Regions from separate parts of the Homo sapiens genome. Here region 2 is linked to region 1. A link is a contact called in ENCODE Hi-C or POLR2A ChIA-PET data. All regions are on one chromosome and are shown on one strand. Each heading gives the region's core, a stretch centred on a gene start or an enhancer-like site at or near the end of the contact. The rest is flanking DNA. Distances are from core to core; before and after follow the strand shown. Region 1 has its middle 16 kb from the start of SMIM40. Region 2 holds the start of KIFC1 (kinesin family member C1).

Region 1 (3,942 bases), core at 361-2,860:
CTGACTGAGGCAGGAAGACTGCTTGAACCTGGGAGGCAGAGGCGGAGGTTGTAGTGAGCTGAGATTGTGCCACCGCACTCTAGAGCAAGACTCCATCTCAAAAAAAAAATGTCTAGTGTAAATGTATGTTCTTTGAAGTAGAATTGCTAGGTCAAAGAATACGTAAATACTTGATTTGGGTAGATATTTTTAAAATGCTTTCTGTAGAAGCCGCACCAGTGTACCTTCCTTCCTGTCGGCAATGTGTGACAGTACCAGTTTCCTTTCCCCACCCCATCAGCTGAGTGTGTTATCAAACTTTTTTTTTTTTTTTTTTTTTGAGACAGAGTCTCTCTCCATCGCTCAGCCTGGAGTGCAGTGGCATGATCTCGGCTCAATGCAACCTCCACCTCCTAGGTTCAAGCCATTCTCATGCCTCAGCCAATAGCTGTGATTACAGGTGCATGCCACCACCGGCTGATTTCTGTATTTTTAGTAGAGACAGGGTTTTGCCATGTTTTTTTGTTTGTTTTGAGACAGGATCTTTCTCTGTTGCCCAGGCTAGAGTGCAGTGGCATGAACATGGATGGTTCACTGCAGCCTCGACCTCCTGGGTTCAAGTGATCCTTTTGTCTCAGCCTCCCAAGTAGCTGGGATTCCAGGTGGGAGCCACCATGCCCTCCTAAACTCTACCTTTTGGTGAGAGTGACTAGCCACCAAGGCACACTGTAAAGGCCTCAGATAACAGGAAGTGGTAGAGAACTGCAGCCAATCTAACACCTAGACAAATTCAAGGTGGGACCTATCAGGTACTATGCTTGTTACTTGGGTGATTAAATTACCTGTACACCAAAGCCCCATGACACACACTTTACCTATATAAGGAACCTACACATGTACCCCTGAACCTAAAGTAAAAGTTAAAAAATAAAATAATATAATTCAAAGTTTGGGCTACAGAGTATAAGTGAGAGATATTCAGCTACTGGGAGTTTATAAAAGACACACAAACATCGCACAAGAGCAAAAGTCAATTTGAACATCCACCACAGCCAGAGGAAACCAAAACCACTTCCAGTGTATGGCCGTCAGGTAAAGCATTTTGTCCCCCTCACCTCCTCTGCTTCTGGCTGTGAGGGAGAGGGTGGAGAGTCAGACACAGGAAGGCAAGAAAGAAATTCTTGAGGAAGCCAGCCACTCTGCCAGTTTCACACTGGCAGCTTCCCATGTCAAACCACTCAGTCGGAGCTGGCCGAGAGAAAAAACGTAATTCAGAATGATGCTTGGAGGATTTTTTTTTTTGTTCCAAGGATTGAGCAGGTATGCTCTGTGGCCTGCCTGAGTTATCTTTCATGGGCAATGGAAGAACTAGCCCCACACAACATATTTAAAGGGGTGGGGACACTTGAGTGTGGGGGGTGCACAGCAACATATTCAAGCTTATGTACATGGCATCTGAGGTCGGGGCATGGAAGAATACTGAGGCACTGTGTGTATGTTATTTGTGCGTGAGAATGAAATTCCTTGACCCTGAAAACAGGACAGGGAGTGGAGTGTGTGGTGTGATAAGGAACGCTGAAAACAGCCTCCTGAGAATGCGGTTTGAGTGCTTTTACGAGGCCGCAGGTGTCTCACGACCCGACCTCAAAAAGCCATCTAGTGGATGTTTGTGGTTTAACAAGCACTTTCAATAAATACTTGGCAGACGGATGCTGGGGCGGGTTCTCTTAGAAGAAATGCCCCCCCCATTCCCCCGGCCCCACTCAGCTGGAATTGTCTAAGAACTCATTCTTGGCGTTCACTGCAAGCTATAAACTCTGCAAGTGGTGCACCCGACGTGATCGCCTTGAAGTTATGCGTGAAAGGAGGAGAGCTCATCAATTTTAAGAAAATCCCGGTAAGGGACAGTCCTGACTACCATCAGGTGGACAGGACCCACGCGAAAAATACCAGGGGTTCGGTTATCATGGGTCAGGAAATGAACAAAGAATAATTTTTTTTTTTTTTTGAGATGGAGTCTCACTCTGTCGCCCAGGCTGGAGTGCAGTAGCGTGATCCCGGCTCACTGCAACCTCCACCTCCCTGGTTCAAGCTATTCTCCTGCCTCAGCCTCCTGAATAGCTGGGATTACAGGTGCACGTCACCCCACAACAGGACTTAATTAACCTTGCCTTCAAGGTGTACAATAATAGAGAAAAGTTACAATTACTTGCCTCTGCTGTGAGACAAAACCCAGCTGCACCTCCAGCACACGAGAACTTCAAAATGCCTAAGCCGCACATGCCTAAACCGCAGTGGTCAAGCATTCCTACAGGACCTTCTTCATCAGGATCTTGCTTCAAGTGCCAGAAATCTGGCCACTGGGCCAAGAAATGCCCACAGCCCGGGATTCCTCCTAAGCCGTGTCCCATCTGTGCAGGACCCCACTGAAAATCAGACTGTCCCACTCGCCTCGCAGTCACTCCCAGAGCTCTGGGATCTCTGGCCCAAGACTCTCTGACTGACTCCTTCCCAGATCTTCTCAGCTTAGCGGCTGAAGACTGATGCTGTCTGATCACCTTCGAAGCCTCCCGGGCCATCACGGACACTTTGGGTAACTCTTACAGTGGAGGGTAAGTCACCCTTCTTAATCAATATGGAGGCTACCAACTCCACATTACCTTCTTTTCAAAGGCCTATTTCCTTTGCCTCCATAACTGTTGTGGGTATTCATGGCCAGGCTTCTAAACCTCTTAAAACTCCCCAACTCTGGTGCCAACTTGGACAATATTCTTTTATGCACTCCTTTTTAGTTATCCCCACCTGCCCAGCTCCCTTATTAGGTCGAGACATTTTAACTAAATTATCTGCTTCCCTGACTAATCCTAGGCTACAGCCACATTTCGTTGCTGCCCTTTTCCCCAGTTCAAAGCCTCCTTCACGTCCTTCTCTTTTATCTCCTCACCTTAATCCACAGGTATGGGACACCTCTACTCCCTCCCTGGTGAACTATCCACGCCCATTACTATCCCATTAAAACCTAATCACCCTTACCCCGCTCAATGCCAGTATCCCATCCCACAGCATGCTTTAAAAGGATTAAATCCTGTTATCACTCACCTGTTACAGCATGGCCTTTTAAAGCCTATAAACTCTCCTTACAATTCCCCCATTTTACCTGTCCAAAAACCAGATAAGCCTTACAGGTTAGTTCAGGATCTGCGCCATATCGACCAAATTGTTTTGCCTATCCACCCTGTGGTGCCAAACCCATATACTCTCCTATCCTCAATACCTCCCTCCACAACCCATTATTCTGTTCTAGATAAACCTAGCTGACCCCATAGATCCTAAATCCTTTCTCCTCTCCCCTTTCCATTCCTTAAAACACAGCTCCCACACTAGCTCTCCATGACTCATCCCGACCCTTTTCATTACACACAGCCGAAGTGCAGGGCTGTACAGTCAGAATTCTTACACAAGGACCAGGACCGCACCCTGTAGCCTTTTTGTCCAAACAACTTGACTTACTGTTTTAGGCTGGCCATCATGTCTCCGTGCAGTGGCTGCCACTGCCCTAATACTTTTACAGGCCCTCAAAATCACAAACTATGCTCAACTCACTCTCTACAGTTCTCATAAATCTATTTTCTTCCTCACATCTAACACGTATACTTTCTGCTCCCCGGCTCCTTCAGCTGTACTCATTCTTTGTTGAGTCTCCCACAGTTACCATTGTTCCTGGCCAGGACTTCAATCCAGCCTCCCACATTATTCCTGATACCACACCTGACCCCCATGACTGTATCTCTCTGATCCACCTGACATTCACCCCATTTCCCCGTATTTCCTTCTTTCCTGTTCCTCACCCTGATCACACTTGGTTTATTGATGGTAGTTCTACCAGGCCTAATTGCCACACACCAGCAAAGGCAGGCTATGCTATAGTATCTTCCACATCTATCATTGAGGCTACTGCTCTGC
Region 2 (4,286 bases), core at 948-3,447, 46 kb after region 1:
CTGCAAGCTCCGCCTGCCGGGTTCACGCCATTCTCCTGCCTCAGCCTCCTGAGTAGCTGGGACTACAGGCGCCCGCCACCACGCCCGGCTAATTTTTTTTGTATTTTTAGTACAGAGAGTTTTTCACCATGTTAGCCAGGATGGTCTCGATCTCCTGACCTCGTGATCCGCCCGCCTCGGCCTCCCAAAGTGCTAGGATTACAGGTATGAGCCAACGCGCCCGGCCACCAAATAGTGTAATTTTTACAGTTACACTTTGTAACTAGTGTTGCTGAAGACGGAAATGCAATTGATTTTGAAAATTGATTTTTTCCTCTTACTGATTTTTTATCCATCAACCTTGCTAAACTTATTTATCAATTCTATCTGAATTTTATTTTAGGGATGCTGCACATGCAATAATTTCATCTGCGAATATTAACATTAATGTTTCTTGTAGTCCTTATATATTTGTTGCTTATTGGACTGGCTACAACTTCCATTGTTTTATTGATGAGGATTATTGAGAGCAGGCATCCTTGCCTTGTTCCCCATCTTGAAAGGAACGCTTTCAACATTTCCCCATTATGGTGATGTGTTTTGCGAAATTTTTGAAGATGTCCTTTATCAGCTTCTGGAGTTTTAAAAAAAATATCAACGGGTGTTGAATATTTTGAGTGACTTTGCTGCATCAATTGAGATGAATACATTTTCCCCCTTTAATCTGCTAATGGGTCTATATTTCTCCATTCCATTTAAATTTTTTTTTAATTTGATAAATATCTTTTGCTATATGTTTCTTCTCAGGTCTCCCTTCTCAGTTATCCCCCTTTACCTTCCATTGTTGGTTTTCTCTAGTTTCTTCCTTTTCTTTTTACTGTGTTCTCTTCAAGCTCTTGCTTTTTGGAGTTTTCCCAGGATATCAAAGGTTGGGGGGATGGCAACATGGTTTTCAGACAGTGTGTCTCCCCACAATCTGCTTCTCTCTACAAGCTTGTTTGAAGCCAAGTTAAAGCAATGGATAGAAGACGGCAGCGCGGGTGTCAGACCTGCCAATTTCCAACTGCACACCAAATCCCCGAACATATGCTTGAGGCCCCTGCCTTTCGGTTTCATAAATAAAACCCTGTCCTGACTACCTCCAGGATTGGATGGAAACTCGGATGAGTAAATATGGTAGAACGACTTTGCAAACTAGCACCCTATTCACACGTAAGGGGTTGCTCTTGTCACCGAGACTGTTAGAGGCAACGTGAGTTAACAGAAATAGCTTGGATTTTGAAGCTAATGGAATCTAGATCCATTCCTAACCAGCAGTGTGACCTTATTGTGTAATCTTTCTGAACCTGTCTCCATCCATCTCTACAAAGAATGTGGCACAATGTAGGAACTCAGTGAATTTTCGTGATTAAAAGACGAGATAATACAGGTGCACAATCTGCAAAACATAAAATACTCCATAAATGGAAGCAGTAAATCTTCCCCGAGCTCGAGACTCCAAAGGCCCTGAGCCCAGTACCAGTAACAGCACCCAGGTAAGTAGGCTGGCTGAGAGAAGAGGGCTATAAAGAAAAGTTCTTTCCTGAGCTTTGAATCCCCACTGTCAGGCTTCAATGGAGCGCAAAAATTCCTAAATTTGGTGAGAAATGGCAACATTACCAGGGAATGAACAGACCAGGCCACTCACATCCACGTGAGGGCTCCAGGAGCCACTTCCGGGCCCAGTCAACCACGACCAGGAGAGGCAGCGCTGGAGCCTCAATCACGTCGACGGAAAACAAGTGCGCTCCCTACTGCAGTCACCAGGAGGCGCTAGTCCCGCCTGTCTCCCGGCACGGGTCCTCGTTTGCGCACGCGTCATTTCTTTCCTCCAGCGTCCCCGCCCCTTCTCCTCCGGCCGCCACCAGTTTCGCTTGGCCAGTTGCGTTCGTGCGGCGACGTCCACGCATTTTCTGACGTAGCGAGCGACGGCGGGGAGCCGAGCGGAAGTCCAGCACTATTGCCGCTAGAGGAGGGGAGGGGTGAGAAGCATAAGTGGCACCGGAAGTGGAATTAATCCGCCTACCTCTCCTGCGCCTGCGAAACAGAAAAGACAAGGCGCCTGTCGGGCGGGGTGTGGCTTCGGGTGGCGGAGAACGCTGCGATTGGCCCTCGGCTGTGGCGACAGCGACGATTGGTCCCTGCGTGCAGAGCGCGGTGAGAGTGGGTGGTGGCCGTTGGAATTCAAAAGTGGCGGGTGTGGCGCGGGGCTGGTAGCGGCCGGAGCCGTGCGAGTTCTCTACCCTGCTTCGCGAGCGGGCGAGAGAACGCGAGTCCCAGGATCCCCGGCACCCAGTTCTCTTCCACTGCATTCCCCCGGCGCGTGTGGGACCGAGGTGGACATGGATCCGCAGGTGAGTAGGGGCGGCGCAGGTGTCCTGCCCTGGGGATGGGGACGAAGGCTGACCGCTCCGATGCTGTCGCGCCCCCGGCTCCCGGTCGGCCTTTGTCATGTCTACCGGGAGAGCGAAGGTCCGTGCGCCCCCGCACAAGTGGAAAGGGGCGGAGGCAGGAGTGGAGACGGCTTAGAGCACCCGGGGAGGTCGGAAGGCACGTCTGTCTGCCCTCCCCTAGCTTCAAGTTTCTGGAGCCCCTCCCTTAACTTTCATGTCTCCGAGATTTCTCATTTCGAATTCTCAGGCTCGTCTGACACATTTCCACTTCTTTATTCCTACTCAGGGTGTGATTGCAGTGTGTAAGAAGGGAGAGTTCTGATATGACTTCTTCCTTTTGGGGACATGGTGTCTGAGGCCACATCCTTGCTGAGGTCCTTTTGTGTTAATCGCCTCTCCTTATCACTGCTGCTTCGGAGTGTAGGAAAGGGAGAAGGAGAGTAGGGTAATCTGGGCCAAAAGACTTCTCATTCTCTCTCTCCTTTCCCAAATTGTGCAGATTCCTGCCCAATGAAACTGATTGATTTAGTTCTTTCTCTTAAATGGTGCCCTGCTGCACCCCACAACCATATGCAGCTTCCTGTCTCCAGTGAAGAGAGATGAATGTGTGTGACAGCTGGAGTGTACTTATCTCTGGTGCCAGGAAAGGTCTGCCTGAATCCTTTGTTTACTAGTATTTCACGTTCAGGTTTCCCTGAAGTTAGGATTCAGCCTTAAGAGAGATTCTTTCTCTCGTGACAACCAGAGAGCAGAGTAGTATTATGTGACAGTAAGAAGTAGTAAAAGCCTTCTCAGATCTATTAATCAAGTATTTATTGAGCACCTACTACATGCTAGGCGTGGTTGTAGGTACTTAGGATGCAGCAGTGAACAAGGGACAAATCGTTGCCATCGTGGAGCTGCCATTCTATGGGGATACAGACAATAAATGTAATAAATGAATTATATAACTGCCAGAAGGCCGTAAGTGCTGTGGAGAAAAGGAGAAATTCAAGGTTGAGGACATAGGGGAGGCCAACTGGCGGGTTAGAGTATTAAATAGGGTGGTCTCAGTAACCCCCATGGAAAAGATGAGTTGAATAAAGACTTGAAGGAAGTGAGGGAGACAGACAAGCAGATAGTGAGGGAAGAACATTTCAGGCAGAGGGAATCTGCTAGAGCAGAGTCCCTAAAGAGTTGTAAGGAGGGAAGTGTGGCTGGAATGAAGTGAGCAAGGGGAAAAGTTGTGGGAAAGGAAGTCAGGTAATGGGTAGTGGGGTTGCTGATCACAGTTTGTCCTTGTGGGGGTCGTTGTGAGGACTTTTACTCTGAGTGAGATGGGGAATCATTGGATGATTTTAAGCAGAGAGATAAGATTTGTTGGGTCCACCAGATTTTCGTAACCATAGCACCATTGCCTTTTTTTTTTTTTTTTTTTTTTTGAGACAGGTTCTCTTTCTCTGTTCCCAGGCTGGAGTGCAGTGGCATGATCATGGCTCACTGGAGCCTTAACTTCCTGGGCTCAAGTGATCCTCCCACCTCAGCCTCCTGAGTAGCTGGGACTACAGGCAGCTGCCACCATGCCTGGCTGATTTTTTGTATTTTTAATAGAGACAGGGTTTTGCCATGTTGCCCAGGCTGGTCTGGAACTAACTCCTGGGCTCAAGCAATTCGCCTGCCTCGGCCTCCGAGAGTGCTGGGATTACAGGCATGAGCCACCGTGCCCTGCAACATTTTTTTTTTTTTTTTTGAGAAGTAGTCACGCTCTGTCGCCAGCCTGGAGTGCAGTGGCGCGGTCTCGGCTCACTGCAACCTCCGCCTCCCGGGTTCAGGCGATTCTCCTGCCTCAGCCTCCCGAGTAGCTGGGACTACAGGCGCCTGCCACCACGCCCGGCT

The links. Hi-C counts contacts between places; a loop is a spot of excess contacts on that map. ChIA-PET counts read pairs that join two places held with the same protein, here RNA polymerase II (POLR2A). Pooled maps may share reads with other maps.
Region 2: a map of CD8-positive, alpha-beta T cell shows a loop between it and region 1 (8-fold over the local background). The contact joins the promoter of KIFC1 here to the enhancer-like site in region 1. A Hi-C loop is called at or near these places in 12 of 168 maps with a recorded cell type or tissue (B cell, CD4-positive, alpha-beta T cell, CD4-positive, alpha-beta memory T cell and 7 more), 17 of 37 single-sample maps with no recorded cell type and 17 of 50 pooled maps. POLR2A ChIA-PET finds 5 or more read pairs at or near these places in 23 of 52 experiments (A673, B cell, CD4-positive, alpha-beta T cell and 18 more).

The regions. Positions count from the first base shown.
Region 1 is chr6:33,343,786-33,347,727 of GRCh38, forward strand. No RefSeq gene overlaps it. Among named protein-coding and RNA genes, the nearest start is that of SMIM40, 16 kb to the left of the region's middle. RefSeq lists a silencer at 3,294-3,494. Within about 2 kb of position 1,611, at least 12 of the 41 ENCODE cell types and tissues checked have a DNase peak (open chromatin) inside an H3K27ac peak, as active enhancers do; they include B cell, CD4-positive, alpha-beta T cell, CD8-positive, alpha-beta T cell and 3 more, where a contact is called at or near this core.
Region 2 is chr6:33,389,626-33,393,911 of GRCh38, forward strand. KIFC1 (kinesin family member C1) reads left to right here and starts at 2,198. Exons shown (of 11, transcript NM_002263.4): 1 at 2,198-2,372. The coding sequence starts at 2,361.